Regions from separate parts of the Homo sapiens genome. Here all the other regions are linked to region 2. Evidence: chromatin loops called from intact Hi-C (ENCODE). Cell type or tissue: heart right ventricle. All regions are shown on one strand. Links, peaks and the distances in the headings refer to the core of each region. The heading gives the core; the rest is flanking DNA. Region 1 has its middle 28 kb from the start of TICAM2-AS1. Region 2 has its middle 84 kb from the start of FEM1C. Region 3 overlaps FEM1C (fem-1 homolog C).

The links. Hi-C counts contacts between places; a loop is a spot of excess contacts. Peaks named below come from ENCODE experiments on the same cell type or tissue, not always from the same donor. Only the 100,000 strongest peaks of a DNase experiment are listed, where the experiment ranks them.
Region 1: a loop joins it to region 2, with 4 times the contacts of the local background. A loop is called at or near these places in 3 of 110 quality-filtered maps.
Region 3: a loop joins it to region 2, with 2.1 times the contacts of the local background. A loop is called at or near these places in 24 of 110 quality-filtered maps.

Annotation. Positions count from the first base shown.
Region 1 is chr5:115,571,480-115,577,592 of GRCh38, forward strand. No RefSeq gene overlaps it. Among named protein-coding and RNA genes, the nearest start is that of TICAM2-AS1, 28 kb to the right of the region's middle. RefSeq lists enhancers at 3,827-3,876, 3,907-3,976. In heart right ventricle, for the core only: a CTCF peak has its summit at 3,276 (motif pointing left); a DNase peak (open chromatin) is centred at 3,282.
Region 2 is chr5:115,458,059-115,464,171 of GRCh38, forward strand. No RefSeq gene overlaps it. Among named protein-coding and RNA genes, the nearest start is that of FEM1C, 84 kb to the right of the region's middle. RefSeq lists an enhancer at 2,244-3,443. In heart right ventricle, for the core only: no CTCF peak of the experiment used is centred there; DNase peaks (open chromatin) are centred at 2,243 and 2,663; H3K27ac peaks cover 1,675 bases.
Region 3 is chr5:115,532,057-115,537,056 of GRCh38, forward strand. The region is part of intron 2 of FEM1C (fem-1 homolog C); the gene reads right to left. Among named protein-coding and RNA genes, the nearest start is that of FEM1C, 10 kb to the right of the region's middle. In heart right ventricle, for the core only: no CTCF peak of the experiment used is centred there; no DNase peak of the experiment used is centred there; H3K4me3 peaks cover 1,371 bases; H3K27ac peaks cover 696 bases.

The DNA.
Region 1 (6,113 bases), core at 556-5,555, 110 kb after region 2:
CACGCAGCAGAGCACTAACCAGTGCCAGAATTTCTTTGGCGGTGAAAATCAGGCCTAGAGCTCTCCTCACCTCCTTCTTCTTGTTGCTGGCAACAGAGTAGCTACTATAGCACACACACAGAACTGACCAGTGAATGAATGGCTGGGAGCTTTCCAGTTCTGGGCAAATATAAAACTCAGGGAAACAAAGACAGTATTGGAGTCGCTGGGTCAGTGATTAGAGATCCTTATGTCACCCGCTTCAGAACACCAGCCCTGAGTTTTCTCTCAGCTGTGCACCAGTGACTGGATGCCTGACTGCAGCAGCCACTACGACAAGAAGGAGGCAGTATAGATGAAGCCTACCATAAGATGGAGCTCATCCTTACAGAGATCTTTTCTTTAATTTTTTTTTAAGTTAAAAGCAATAAATGTATTCTTAAGTGGTAGATGGATTGTTCTTTGGCTTTAGGCAAATGTATTAGAGGAAAGTAACACATATGGCCTTGAAGGGGAAAAATAGGGCAACTATCAAGATCTGGATCTAATTGCTTAACTAGTCTCTTAGCAGTCAGCCTTGAATAATAGGCAAGGTCAGGATGAAAGCGACTTCTAAGAATGCCTTACTCCCCCTGTCCTAAGTACTGTATCTCTATTAAATCACTTACTTTCCAGAACACCTCTGAGGTAGTCATTCCTATGATTTCTACTTTACAAATTGAAAGTATAGAAAGGTTAACTAAATTTGACCAAAGTTACCCAACAAATAAATGTACAACTAAAATTGAACCCAAATAATGGGGCTGCACAGGCTGTACTCTAATCAAAACATACGGCATTCAATATCACAGTAGTTTTACATAAAATCTAAGCATTAAACATAATTTTTGCTAGATCTATCCCACCCTGAAACTCACAAATCACAGTGTATGTAAATGTCTGCATTCGTTTCCCTTTGTTAATGTTTCCTATATTGCTGAACAACATCTTTGTTCTGAAACACAGAAAAGATGCACATGATTATATGCATACAGGAGCTAAGCAACACATTTTTCCTGAAATAAACACTAGTCCCACTTATTATGTACCCCATTTTTCCTCCTCCCTCTAAATCAAAGCAGTGTTTCATTTAACATATGTGTCATCTAGTATGAGCAAATAAACTACATAAAGCAAAACAAAACAAGAGTATTTGGCGACCCTTTAAATTATCATGCCAGACATAGTGGACTTCTTGTTCAGAGCTAAAAGACACTGACATCCTCCTCTCTCCCTAGACACAGACAGGGCTTACTAAGAGAGCATCATTTCCATTTCCAAAGGTCATGGAGTTTGTGACAAAATAGTGCTTAGTGATGCTTGTTCAAAAGCTGAAGTGAAGAAAGTACAACAAAAGAAGGGAAGCATTTTAGAATGGGCAGAGACCTTAGTTTTTAGAGCTCAGAAAAAAATCACACAGCTAGAAAATGTTAGAAATCAGCTACTGCAATACTTTGAGTCTTCTGGAGGAAAGTGAAGATTAGAAAAGTTAGCTCCACAGCAGCACAGTGGAATTAGGACGCATAGTTCCTGAGACTCTCTGTCATGAGTTGTGCATACTAGGCAAAGAAGACTAGAATTATGGCAACCTCACCATGAACTTGTTATGGTTTTCTCTTTGTACTACTGGCCTCTCCTAATTTCTCCACCATGAGAAAAGCAGACAGGTACATTGAGAAGCACAATTATGAAGCCTAAGACCCACAAGGCTTTGGAGCCAGACCACTGAATATTTCAATGACTCCATCCTCTACCAGCCTGTGATCTTGGGTATATTACATTTCCAGCATCTGTTTCTTGGCCCAGTATTGGACACTGTATGACTAACCTTGTAGGAATCTGGGGAACACTGGAGATAATGTAAGTTAAGTGCCAAACACAGTAGGTGATAAAAAATGAAACGTATTATTACAAGCATATATTTCTCTACCCATTGACAGTCTTCATCTTTTTTTAGTTCCTCAAATCATTGCACGTGTAGGAAACATCTACAGCACTTAACATGACTACAAGTGAATGCTAATTTAAAAAATAATTATGAACTTTTTCAAACATACAGGAGAGCATGGAAAATAATATACCATCACCAATGTAAGTACCCATTAAAAATACAGAGCTGTCTTGTACGTTTTAAAACTTTATATAAATGTTATCAAATTATCCATATTATTCTATAATTTACTTCTCCCACATATTACATTTTAGAAATTTACCCATATTCACATATGTAGGTTTCCTAGTTATTTTTAATGCCCTATAGTATTGATTTCATGAACCTGCCATAATGTATTCCTGCATCCTCCTACTGATGGACATTTAGATTGTTTCCCATTATTTACCTATTACAAAGAATGCTGCATAGGCATCCTTCTCACTCGTGCTTCTTTGGGTACCTGTGAGAGAGTTTCTTTGGGATACAAATCCAGAGGTAGAATTGCTAGATTCATAAGATATGCCCATCTTCAACATTACTAGTCATTGCTAAATCATGTTTCCAAATCACTGTAGCATTTTATTGTCATCTTTGCTCGAGAGTATTTTTTAGGTTCTTTATTGAGATATATTTTACATACCATAAAATTTACCCATTTCAAGTATACAACTCAACAGTTTTTAGTATATGTGCAGAGTTGTGCAACCAGCACTGCAATCTAATTTTAGAACATTTTAATGTGATAGCATTATTTATAAATACACATAAAATATACAGAAATCTGTAAAGCTTGTTATGTGTCCTGTCCAATATATACATGGAAAACCTCCGGAAGGAGCTAGTTTGTAGAGGTCCCCTACAAATAATAGAAAAAAACAATTTTCTTGATTTAAACCTGTAGTTTGAGTAGGTAGCTGAAAGCAACATTTCTAATTAGATTTGGAAACTGCTTAAATGCAGGTTCCTGTTACTTGCTAATAAAAGCATTTCTAATTATTCACCTCAGAGTGAAAATGACTCAGAACTCACTCTATCTGAAGAGAAATAGAAGTGTGTTAAACTAACTAAAGAAGTGATTTCCCCAGAACAATTCTTGCTCATGACAGAAAGGAAGGCAACTGTGAAGGAGTATAGATGTTGGAGTAAACAGTTGTGAGAGCAGGTTCATTGGCAAAGGAGAAGAGAGAAGAGCAATTGTCTTTCTTTTTTTCCACAAGTTAATTCGTTGAGCTTTTTTTTTTTTTTTTTTTTGAGACAGAGTCTCACTGTATCGCCTAGGCTGGAGTGCAGTGGCCAGATCTAGGCTCACTGCGACCCCTGCTGCCCAGGTTCAAGCAATTCTCCTGCCTCAGTCTCCTGAGTAGCTGGGATTACAAGCACCTGCCACCACGCCTGACTAATTTTTGTATTTTCAGTAGAGATGGGGTTTCACCGTCTTGGCCAGGCTGGTCTTGAACTACTGACCTCGTGATCCACCCACCTTGGCCTCCCAAAGTGCTGGGATTACAGGCATGAGCCACCACACCCAGCCTCATTGAGCTTTTAATCAAATAATTTTCATGCTCTGAGTTATTAATTAATGGCACTTTCAAGTATTACTTACCTCAATCCAAACTTAATATGTTAATTGACAAGAGTATTGCCACATATGACATATATATATATATATATATATATATATATATATATATATATATATATATATATAAGAAAGTTGTCCTTATCCAGCCGTTAAGTGTTCAAAATCTAATAAATTTTTCTACTTGGAATCTCATAAGAAACATCAGGTCCATGGACAACAACATCAGTTCTCTGGTTCATTCCTTCTGGTCATTGGCTTAAGGACATCAACTTCCAGATGCTGTGGTTTCATTTCATCAAGTGCCTGACAGCTTTCTGAAATTTCCTCCTTGCCCTTCAGACCATCCACAGGTGTGGAGGGTACGTCACTTTCTGTGACAGCTTAGCAGATGACCTAAGACCAGGCGGTGTAAGACTGAGAAGAGGAGGAAAGTCACAGAGGCAGCGCAGATTGCTCAGGGCAAACACACGGAATCCCACCTTACCAGCAATGCAGCCATGGCAACAGCTTCTCACTAGCCCTGGGGCCAGCCCCACCACACTCATGGATCAATGGACTTTCTCTACAGTTGGGAATAGCCTGACTCCACAGCATGGCATGTGGTTTCTTTACCTGCACTGAGGTTTTTTACCTGCAAAATGTACAGATAAAGGACCTGAAATCCTTTGCCTGCACTGAAATGATTCTCCTGAATTAGATACTAATATTGAGCCACTCTACACCCTTTGAATACTTGGGCCCCAACTCAGATTTCCTTTGCAACAAGACTGTGAAAACCACTTTGATCTCTTTTTTGCAGGGTCCTTTGCTGGGCAGACAGATGACTCAGTGAAATCTAGTCTATTTATTCGTTACTGGAGAGGAAGTGATTAAGCTTTCCAGGCTGGAACAACATCCACCATCAGGAACTGGGATTGGGCCTTAGGAATGAGCTGTTGCAAATGAGAGGGCCAAGGGAAGTTATTTCTGTTACTAGTGGTGTTACCTTCTATGCAGTGAAGTGGTTTTGACAACCAATGCATTAGGATCTGCAAAATTGAAGGATGAGGGACTGAAGCGGAAAACATCCCTGACTTGTGCTGGAAAGCGTTAACCCCAGCAAACAGCTTGTTGAATTCAAGGCAGAACTTAAGTTAGTCAGGAAAGAAAGGAGCAGAGTAGACTAGTGATACTCTTACTCCCTTCTCCACCCAACCCAAGGGGAATAGTATAACTAAACTCATACAGCCTATTCCCAAATGAGGCAAAATTATCTGGGAGTTGCTAAGCCCCAGAAAAGAGCTAAATTAAACGGATTACACCCTCTGCCCTCCATAATCAAATGAACACAAAGTTGATCCACCATTTTTAAGTGTAAGGAGCAACAAAACTCCACTGAAGGCATCCAGGTCTGAGCCATTCTTCCTCCTAACTGACTTCAAAGCTGGCACTCCTAGACTCCATTTTCCTGCTTTTCTAGTTTATGGCTCAACTTTCTACTTGTTAGAATCATGGCACCATGCTCTTGCATCCTTCATGCCACCAGCTTCCTCCGCACTCATACTCATCATTAACAGCTCACACATCTCTTGCTGATCAAGGGGGCTCCTCTGCTTTTCAGTGCCTGACTGGGGGCTGTACTGCACATGGGAACAAGGCCTGGCATCTTCCTTTGTCTTTGTTTAAAATCTATTCCCTACAAGTTGCGAGGTTTCCAAGGATAGGATTGTGGGTATGTAAAAATGCATATGTGTCCTGCCCGCCAACCCATGCTGCATATTGAATGTGTGTAGGCAACAAAAAATAGTTCTAGTAGCATAGATATGGTAGCTATATGTGAGGCACTAGCTCATTAAATCCTCAAAATGACCTTTCAGGGAGGTATTTATGATCTTTATTTTTAGATGAGGACATTAAAACTCAAAAAAATTAAGTGTCTTTTTAAGAACATCACTTACAGAGGACAGAGGTGGAATTCAAATCCAGGTAGTCTGACTCAGAAACGGTGTTGGAAGATGTTTGGATGCAGGGAGGCTAGGAGGTGTCCACTCAGGGTAGGGGTAGGGAGAATTTTGAAATAATGGAACCAGCTGGGAGTCAGATGGCTCTTTATCATTACTGGGTATCAACAATTTTCAATAATGCAGTGATGAATTATTTTTTCCATATGGGTGGACCACTCCTATCATCTTATTAGGCTGGACACTGTCATGTCTGTATACAGTGTCGGACACTGGAGCAGCCAGGCTACACCTTGGAAGGGAGCTCAACCGAAACACTGAGAATGGAAGAGCAAAAAGATGGAAAGAACCTGGGTTTGTTTTTTTACCTTTTCTTTTTTTTTTTAATTACAAGTTGAGCATCTCTAATATGAAAATCCAAAATCCAAAACACTTCTGGTCCCAAGCATTTTGGATAAGGGATATTCAACTTGTATTGTGGTAAAATATATATAACATAAAATCTATCATTTTAGCCATATTTAAGTGTACAATTCAGTGGTATTAAGTACATTTCGCAATGTTGTGTGTCATCACCATTACCCATTTCCAGAACGTTTTCAACAACCCCAAACAGAAACTCTGTACCCATTAAACAATA
Region 2 (6,113 bases), core at 593-5,592:
AAACTTGGTCTTTCTCCATTCCCAGTCTCCTTTGTTCTGAGTTGGCTTCGCACTCAGGAAGCCTCCTCCCACAGATGGTTCCCTATTAACTCCAAGTATGCATAATTTTACAGCCAGCAGTTCCCAGGTGATATGGTTTGGACGTGGTTCTCTCCAAATCTCATGCTGAAATGTGATCCCCACTGCTGAAGGGGGAGCCTAGTGGGAGGTGTTTGGGTCATGGGGGCGGATCCCTCATGAATGGCTTAGTGCTGTCCTTGCCGCATTGAGTGAGTTCTTAGTCTGTGATTTCATGTGAGAGCTGGTTGTTTAGAGTAGCATGCCACTCCTCCTCTCTCTCTTGCTTTGTCTCTCACCGTGTGACATTCTGGCTCCCCTTCGCTCCACCATGATTGTAATATTCTTTAGGCCCTCACCAGAAGCACCAGTGTTCTAGTAAAAGATCTAGGCTTGAGTTTTATCCAATCAACTTAGGAGATGTGTTCATCTCTCAGACAACCACTGTAACATGGGGAAAGAATATGCTAATTGTCCATGCTGGAGTTACTTGCTGGCTGCTGAAACAGGACATGGGGTGGAATCAGCCCACACAGACCACTTGCAGGAAGAATCAGGGAGGGGTAGTTCCCCTAAAGAAAAATGGAGAATCTGCTAGTAGAAGAAGTTGCATGGATGCTGGCCAGGCATGGGAGGTGTCCACAAAGCAGGGTGATGTAGATCATGGTGAGGAGTTGGGATTTTATACTATGAGCACTGGGAAGCGATCAAAGCATTTTAAACAGAAGAGTGATCCACTGACATATGTTCTGATGACATTTCAAAAACAAAATTCTTACTGCAGGTTACAGAAAGTACTTCAGGGAGCTAAGCTTGGAAGGATTGAAATCAGGGGCTATGATAGAATGACAGGCAGGAGAGCTTGGTGCCTTGAACCAGGGTGGTATTTGTAGAAATCAGAAAAACATGAACATATTTGAGATACTCTTGTGGAAGAGCTGATGTCACTTGTTGATGGATCAGAGATGGGCTAGTAAATGAAAGAAGTCAAGCATGATTCCCAGGGCTTGGGCTTGATCACCTGAGTAAATCATGATGCCATTTACCAACAGGAGAAAGACATGGGAAGTGGGAAGACAGGGATGAGCTGGGAGGGCAAAAATCAAGAGTTCTGTCATGAATACAGAAGAACAGTCTGTGCTGGAATTATAAATCCAGGAATCATCAGCATATAGACATTATTTAAATGAGAAAGACGGAATGAGATCACTCAGGAAATCATGTAGAGAAAAGAAGTGGGGGCACTCATACTACTTCACCAACAATTTCTCCACTCTGTCCAACCCGGTCCTCTTGGGTTCTGAGCAAATAGGGGTTCTCTCACCCCTGGACTTCTTTCTTGTGCCATTCTCATTGCCTGCAATGCCTTCCTCCCTTTTCCTAGTATCCCTGAATGCTCATTCTTTAAGGATCAGCTCAAATCTACCCTCTCCAGGAATCATGGGCCTTGTTTAGCCCCACTGCCAATGTCGGCCTCCTTGCTTCCCGTAACTTTGTTTATTCACTGCACATTTGGCATTTGTAAGTCAATGTCTTCTGCTCTGTGTATATGTCATATTTCTCCCAATTAGAGTATAAGCTCAGAGAAGGCAGTCTGGATGCCTTTACACTCCCCAGTATTTGGCAGGTTTTCCAGAAAAGAGTTAAAACAAACATCTGTTGATCAATGACCACATTCACTCTTATCTTCTCTTGCTACTTTTGTGCCAGTGGTTGAGAATTAATCTCAAATTCTGAGCAGCTCAGCAAGGGTGTTTCAATCAATTTCTTGAAAATAAGGCAGCAATTGTCAAATGCTTTAAGACACTTATGGCAAATAAATGCTTGTGGCAAATAAAAAGAATATGACTCACTTCATATTGAAAAGAACCAGATGAAAGTAGTTTCCCACAGAGGAAAGTCATAGAATTAAAATGAATGTCTATGAACCACTTCAACTATTTTTGCATCTACCCCTGAATAATATTCCACTTAACTGGAACATATCTCAGTGTGTTTGTGCCCATTTAACACTCCCTGTCTTCCCAACCCAGCATCTGTAACTTACAGCCTGTAGTCATTCCAAAATGCTTCCACGTGGCTAACCTGGGTTGCCAAGCCCCATCTGGCTCAATTAGCACTGGAGATTCTGGAGAGCCCCAAATTATCATTCTTTTCTGGTTGTACTACCAAAGACCTTCCCATCCTATCTCTTCCTCAAACTCCCTAAGTTCCATAGTTGTATTTGTTCCAATTTTGAATCCCAATAGTCCCCAGCTGTTTTAGATGCCCCGCCTCCCCACCCCCATCTGGGCTCTCCTGGCTGGGCTTCCCATGACAGTATTCTCCAATTAGGCAAATCACCCTTCAATCCCCAAATTTTCTTTAAAGCTGTAGCAAGTACACCCACAGTCGTGACAATACTGAATAAAATGGAATAGGTCTGATTCACTTTCCCAAAGCTGACTTTTGCTGCTGATTGACTCATATCTGTTTACCAGAGGTCATTTGATTTCCTCCTTTTGACTCATGCTCAACTTCAAAACTGATATAACTTGAGTGTGCCACTCGAATGTGACCTTCCTTTTTGCCTGCAGAACCTCCAGCTCCACTCAGCTCCTGGGGCTCAGCCAGCAGAGCTGTGCAGTGGAAAGGAATCCACCTTGGAACAGGATCCCTGGCTTTACCACTTCAATTGCTGAGTGATCTCCAGCTAGTTAGTTTCAGCCTATTTCCTCATGTGAAAAATTGAGGTAAAAATACTTGGAAATATTGTTGTAAAGGTTAAGTAACGTAAGAAAAATGCCTGGAACCATGTCTTCCACCAAAGTAGGTAGGGGCTCAACAAATATTGAATTGATTCATATGACATTGCCATTTATATAGGTCAAAAATGGCCAAATATTGACAATTTCATATGGTTCAACCTGCCATCAGCCTATTACTCAAGCACCTAAGAAATCAGTGTCCAATTGGTTGGAGTATTGGGTACAAACAAGGTAGAACCTTAGAGGTAGAACCCCAGTGTTGACTTTTATTTACATTATCAAAGAATCAAGGAAGGCCAGCACCCTACTATGCACTTTAAATTCTGGAAGATTTTCTTCACTCTTAGCTAGTTAAACAAAGCCGATTTAAGAGACAGGATAAAATTGTGGTTTAGAGCCTAGACTCTGGGGAGAGATTGTCTGGGATTAAATTCCAGCTCTGCTACTGACGAGCATTGTGAAACTGAGCAAGTTTGTTAATCAACCTGGGTCTCAGTTTTGTTCCCCGTGACATAGGATATTACAGGGTGTTGTGCAGATGAAATAAGTTAAAACATGTAACATTCTTAGAATCTGGAAGTGTTAACGATCATTATCTTGATTTAAAATAGGTGGTTTGGCCTGACTAGTTAGTGAAATCTCTTTCACAACAAAGCACCCATTGGGTAGAAATCAGAACTCCAGCAATGGAGAATCAGCCTCCCCTTGTTGATCAGTCCCAGTTTAGCAGCTGGGATACTCCTTGGGAAGCTCAAAGATGGTAGGTGTCACCACCCATGATAGCTCAGTGAGAATCCACCCAGCCAGTGATGAGTGCTTCAAGGGTGGGGCAGAGAATATCACACAGTCATTTGGAGCAGTGGTGATTCATGCACACCCTGAAAACCTCAACAGAAAAGAGATGGTAGCAGATGAAAAGGAAGAGGGATACAATTTCCACAACCAAGAAGAAACAGACACTGCTCATTCTGGTGAGAAATGAGAGCATAATTTGAATTCAGCATTTATTTAGAAAATCAGATTAATGAGGACAAAGACATCATAAGGAAAATAATGATAAAGACCTCTAGGCTTTCCCACAATCACTTTCATGTATATTATCAAACTATATCCACACACAAAAAGTCTCTGAGTCAGATAGGCAAAGCCAGCATTATTTTCATGTATGGATGAGGAACTGATGAATCATGGAGTTTGAATGGCTAACTAGAGTCTAAAAGAATGTAGAAACCCATAAAAGACAAAGAGAATAAAGAAAACAAGCAGACAAGAGAATTCCACACAAGTTTGAAAGATAGGACCAGATGGAGGTAAGTGGTTTAGTAAGACAGAGGAAGCAAGGATTTAAGTCACCTGAAGACAAGTTACCACAAATGAATTAGCTCATTCATCCCAATGGAAAACCTGAGATGCTCAAGATTTGGAGACAGCAGGTACAATGAAGGGTTGGGGTGAGGTAAGGAGCTAAAAATAGAAGTTGAAAGTTCGTTTGTGAAGCAGTCATGTTCTTCTCTCACCTTGCACAGTCAGGCCACTAGTTTCCCAGGCTGGTGATGAAAGAGTTTTTTTGTGTGTAATTTGAATGGGAAAGGCTTTGACTTGGGGCTACAGAGATAGGGGCAACAGAGGGGAGGGACATGGAAGTCTGCAAACTTAACCAACTTCTCTTCATTTCTCCCTCCCTACTACTCTTCTCCGCCTCACTTCTCTAAAGAAGATATACAAATGGCTAACAGGTATGTGAAAAAATGCTCAACGTCACTAATTGTTAGGGAAATGCAAGTCAAAACCACAATGAGATATCATCCCACCCCAGTTAGAATGGCTGTTATCAAAAAGACAAAAACTAAATGTTGGTGAGGATGTGAAGAAAGGGGAATGCTTATACACTGCTGATGAGAATGTAAATTAGTACAACTATTATGGAAACAATATAAAGGTTCCTCAAAAATCTTAAAATGGAACTACCATATGATCCAGCAATCCCACGATTGGGAATATATCCAAAAGAAAGGAAATCAGAATATTGAAGAAATATCTGTACCCCCATGTTTATTGTGGCACTATTCACAATAGCCAAGATAAGGAATCAACCTGTGTCCATCAACAAATAAATGGATAAAGAAAATGAGGTCTGTATATACAATGGAATGCTATTGTATATAAATACATTTTCAGCCATAAAAAACGAAATCCTGTCTTTTGAAGAAATGTGGATGGAACTAGGGGATGTTATGTTAAGTGAAATAAGCTCGGCAAAGAAAGACAAATATTGTATATTCTCACTTATATGTGAAACTGAAAAAAGTTGATGTCTTGGAGGTAGCGAGTAGAATGATGGTTATCAGATTATCTTTTGACAAATTAAATTATCCTAAAGAAAAAGTTTCCAGCTTTATTGATTGACCGATTTGCATTTATGAACTCCATGTTCAATCACCCACATTGTGCACACGTACCCTAAAACTTAAAGTATAATAATAATAAAATAAAAAAAGAAAGAAATAATAAATAACTTATTTACCTTTAAAAAAAAAAAAAAGATCATCATCACACCACTGCACTCCAGCCTGGGTAACAGAGTGAGATCTTGTCTCAAAAAAATAAATAAATAAATAAAAATAAAAAGAGAGAGAGAAAAAAAGTAAAGTGACAATAAAATTTCCCAGGAGTAAAAAAAAAATCTCCAGATTGAACACATTGCTTTTATGAACAGAAAAATAAATTAATTAAGGCCCACCCTATGCCAAACTATGTAATTGTGAGATTATGTGTTACCCCCAAATTATGTGAGAAACATTATGAGATAATTGTGTCCCCAAAGAGAGGGGAAAAGTCACTTACAAGAAAATAAGCATGAGGAAGGAATAGGATTATACAACACTTACAATAAATGTTAGAAGAGATCAATAAGATAGTGCCTTCAAATATGTGAAGGAAAATTAAGTTTCAACCTAGACTTTGAATCTCAGCCAGACTATAACTCCAGAGAGTTGATAAAATAAAGACATTTTCAGAAGAGTAGGAATGCAAAAACACTACCCCTATTTCTTTTTTTTAAAAGCAACTGGAGGACTTTCAGTTATCTTAATGGCAGTCTAGACCAATCCTCCTGATGAGGTTGACTAAAACAGCTATATATGTATATTGAGTAACGTAGAGGATGAATATATACATACATACTTTTTTTCTTAAAATCCTTAAAAAGCAAACTAGTGAGGGATTACCATGCCAAAAACTTGGGAGAATATAAGAAGGAAAAAGCAAGTACTCACAGATGCACTGGCCCTGATTAGGAAGAAACAGCTG
Region 3 (5,000 bases), core at 1-5,000, 73 kb after region 2:
AAATCTCACTAGAAATTTCAACTGCTTAAAGAGGTTTTCCTGGTTTTATCATATCAATTTTATCATTGTGAGAATGCCTGGTGAATAAATATATGAGTCATCCTAATAATTATTCACATAACATCTACTATTATAATACCTTACACTAGTATAATGCTACTGCTTCACAAATAAGTTCTTACCTAAACAGTCTATTCTTAAAGTATACAGATCCTATATTTCTTATATCCCAGAAGCAACTAGCAACCTGCTAAAGCTAAGGTAGATTCTAAATTTTTAATATTTGATATCACAAAAAGTAATTCAATCTTAGCTTTTGCAGACAAAATAAGTTCAAAAAGTAATATCCTAGAAGGAGATCTTTTTAATTACTCTAACAGGTTAAGTGTATAACCACCACACTTTTCTGCCCTGGAAGGCCCTAAAGGTAAGTTTTTTAATTATAGCCTAGAGCATTATTACTTACAGCTTAGAAAACAGAGGGGAAAAAAAAAAGGCATGATCTTAAAGCAATTATAACTTTTGTGTCATTTCTCCAAGTCTTTTTATATAGTATGCTTTGACAAAGTTATAATCAGTATATATATAACTGTTTCCTGCTTTTCACCTACATCTTGGGCATTCTGTCATGTGTTATTACATCGTCTGCATAGTTTCTGTAACTACACAGATTCTACATAATCCTTCTTAATGGTTTTATGGTGAAAGTTCAAGCAAGGGAGCAAGTCATACATTACATAAACATTTCCCCGTTGATGGACATCTGCACTGCTTCAGAATTTTTACTATTAAAATTAATGCTTAAAAAACTATAAGGACAGATAACAGAGCAGTGATTGGCAAGGGCTGGGGGCTAGGAGAGGGGTTTAATGCAAAGGAGCATGAAGGACATTTTTGTTCTTACCTTTAATAAATGCGTAGTATATGTTTGTCAAAAATTACAGTACTGTACACTAAAAAGTATGAATTTTATTGCATGTAAATAAGTCAATAAACAAATGACAAAAAAATTAACGCCTACCTAAAATAGAATCACAAATGTGTGATGGCTTAATAGACATCTTCAATTCACTACCAATGGGATTATAAAAATTGTTTAAAGTTCCACTTTATAGTATTCTTTCTACTACTAAAATTAACTTTTTAATTTATATTACCTCTATTCCTTGGTAAATAGAATATTTTCTCATATCTGTTTATAAACTTTATTTTCTTTTATGCCATGTCTATGTTTCAGTTTCTGAGATTAATCTGGCTTTCTATGTATAAGCACTTTATAAAATGATAACCAGTTTGTTAAATTTACCGTAAATATTTTGCTATGTCAGTTTTTTCAAGTGCTAGATATGCTATAAGTATTAAATGTAATTTTTTGTGAAAAAGTATAACAAGCCAAATTTAAAAAGTGAGTTACCAGGGTCTTGTGACTAGTATGTACTGTTACATGCCAAAGATCATTAAAATCATATTTTCTTTTTTGCTAGTTAACATAATTGATTTAAAGTTTTGGTGCATAACGATATATGCCAAGTACTATAGATTTAGCTCAAGAATTTTCTCTGGGTTACACAGGCCCTTTAAAAACATTCCCATAATACAGCGATCGTACTTCCCAAAGATTTTCCATCTCCACATCATGTCTTCTTTTCGCATTCTCAGAATGAGAAAGACAATGAACAATAAAACAACACAAAGTTCAAAAATAAATATTACCAGGAATCTGAGATGAAATTAAGGATATGCAGCAATGAAATTTAATGAATTTACCTTTGGCTAAAGAAAAAAAAGGAAGAGAAAAAGAAAAACATATTATATTAAACAATTCTCAATGCCTGATTAAGAAAAAGTTCATTTGGAGAAAAAAAATATTCTGGCACTGAATTCATAAAAAAAAAAAATTTCATGATTTCTCAAAAGACATGTTTGTTAAATGGGCATTTCTTAGAAATCCGGTTAGTGGCACAACATTAAGTATTAATTCTGTTAAAGCATTTCTCTAGAAAGCTAAAACAGTATGATACGAATACATTAATTTTCAAATTCATAATTTAACACAAAAACAATGCAAAGAAAATCTGGAAGAATGAAAAGTGCCATTTTCACTGGGATGCTTCTGGGATGAATATTAAGGTCAGGAAACTATGGTAAGTGCTCGTGCATTAAAGGGTGGTAGTATTCCTCAAGAAGCATCTGAAGTGCCAATCTTCACTGCTGTTAATTTTAAAGACACCTGTAATCTTTTAATAGCAGGTGAGTAAGACATTAAAAATTCATGTTCAACTGTGAAGCTTAGGTGCCTAGGAATAGAATCAACATTTTTTTCAAATTAGGTAACCCAAAAACATAGCTGTATTTTGAGGAAGAACTAGTTAGAGGCCTAAGAATTATCTGGGTCCAAACCAAACGTTTTGAGTTTGATAAGGGCAAGTGATTGTTACCAACCAACCATCTAAATCATAAAAGAGCTTCAACATAACATATAAATATCTCAATTTAGATAAAATTACCAAGATTCACCAGGATCAAGTCAGTTTCTAAACCACCCTCACGGAGTAGACAGAATTTACTGCTCTTTATAAAAAAACAAAAATGTCCTCCTAAGGACTGCAAAATATTTAACAAACACAGTAGATTCTGCCGTTTGTAAATTCCTCATGTATTTCAAGCTTTGTGTGTGTGTTTAGCATAAGTCAAATAAAGCTGTGCTTCTCAAACTTTCATGTATAAAATCACCAGAGAATCATAATAAAATGCAGATTTTGATTCAGATCATCTAGGCTGGATCCAAGTGATACCTACGCTGCTGGTCCTTGAGTAGCAAGAAAATAGAGAAGGATTCTTATTTTCTTGTTTGCTATATAGATACTTGCCACATAGCTAATATATCTAATAGCAATATCAAGTCATATGAACATAAATTTAAAAGGAGGGCTAGGTCACAGCCCTGTTTTACACCATATAGAAATAAAATTGTATCATTCCTCTTTACTCTAAGTTTAACCATATGCCAAAGCAGGAAGGGGTTGTGTTTTACAATTAGATTACAAAGTTTCATCCATGGAAAAGTTCCTGCATAGTAAATGGCATAGTATCAGTAAATTCTGCAGTCTATTCCTAACAATTTTCTTGTTTAAGTAAGACATTATATAAGTGACACATAAATTTCCTTAAAAATCCGTTTGTAAAATAAAAATCCAAATTGGTATAAACACCACCATCAAAAAAGTTAAAAAAAAAAAAAACAAACACAGAATGAGAGAAAATATTTGCAAATGATATATCTGATAAAAGACATACATAAGAATATATAAACAACTCTTACAGTTCAGTAATACAAAGATAACCCAGTTATAAAACATGCAAAGGTTAATGAAGAAACTCCTCCAAAGAAAATAGAGACAGAGAGAGCCAATAACCACACGAATTAAGTACATGAAAAAATGCTCAACGTCATTAGCGATTGGAGAAATATAAATCAAAATCACAATGAGATATCACTACACACTTCCTAAAATGGCTATATTAAAAAAGAAGAAGAAGAAGAACAAGTGTTGGAGAGGGTGTGGAGAAACTGGAACTCTTCTTACATTGCTGACAGGAATGTAAACTGGTACAACTGCTTTGAAAAACAGTTTAACGGTTCCTGTTAAAAGAGTTACCATACAACCCAATAATGCCACTCCTAGGTATGTGCCTGAGAGAAATGAAAACATATATCCACAGAAGAATTTATCCATGAATAGCTAAAAAGTATAAACAACCCAAATGCCCATCAACTGCTGAATGAATAAAAGTGATATATCTATTTCAATGGAATATTATTCTGCAATAAAAAGAAAAGCACTCATACATGCTACAAAATGGATGAACCTTGAAAACATTACACTAAGTAACAAGACAACTCACAAAAGACTACATATTATGTGATTCCATTTAAATTAAATGTCCAGAACAGGCAAACTTAAGACAGAAAAGAGATTACTGGTTGCCTAAGACTAGTGCAGTTTCAGGGGAATGAGGAGGGATAGGAGGGAGTGACTCTTAATGGATATGAGATTTTTTCCGGGGGTGATGAAAAGCTGATAGTTGTGATGGTTGTATAACCCCGTGAACATACTGAAAAGCCATTGAATTGTATACACTTTAAGTGGTTTTGTGAATTTTATCTCAATAAGGCTGTTTTAAAAATCCAATTAAAATAAAAATATTATATTTTTGGTGAAAGTATAAGTGTTGACTGATAGAAGCAGCAATTAGAGGGTCTTTTATTATAATACATTTATTTGGAAAGACACAAAAACAGTCCTCATCTCTCTTTCTTCAGCCTACTATGCTTGGCACCAACCCATTCCTTCCTCAACTTTGTAGCTGGGGTTGGGCTGAGTACAGAGGTGGTCCACTTGTAAGATGAGGATAGGGTGTGTGGTTCAATTGCACAATAATGCTGATTCCAAGTATTTTATTCCCTGAATAACTAACAGGTGTAGGTTGATGGAGGAGGTAAGAAGGGATAAAGGGAAAAAAACAACTTAGGGTATCAAAGGAGCACTAGAAGAAGGATTCTCTGCTTAGAATGTTTCCCTTCCCCATGTGTAGTCTATCATGAGAGATACTCAAGAACAGAAGTTCAAAAAAAAGGAAATTAAAAAAAAGAAGATAAATTGTGCCAAGACTACTTACTATGTGCCCTCCCTTCATTAATTCTTTGTATAAGGCACTGAGCAAAGAACAAACAGAAATTTAACAATAAAGGTCCTTGAGCTTACAACAAAGTTAAACGCTAAAAAATATCTGCATCCAAAGAGGTAAGATGCATTCTTATAACCTGAGGGAGATGAAGAATTGCATTTGAAATGAGTCTCGATGTTAAGTAGAATTTTCAAGGCTAAGAGCACTGGAGCTAAGGGATGAGGACTAAAAGCAACTAATTATGTGTAAAAAACTCATCTAATGACAGAAAACTTCAACATTATAATTCCCTGTCCTCTAGTTCACAGACT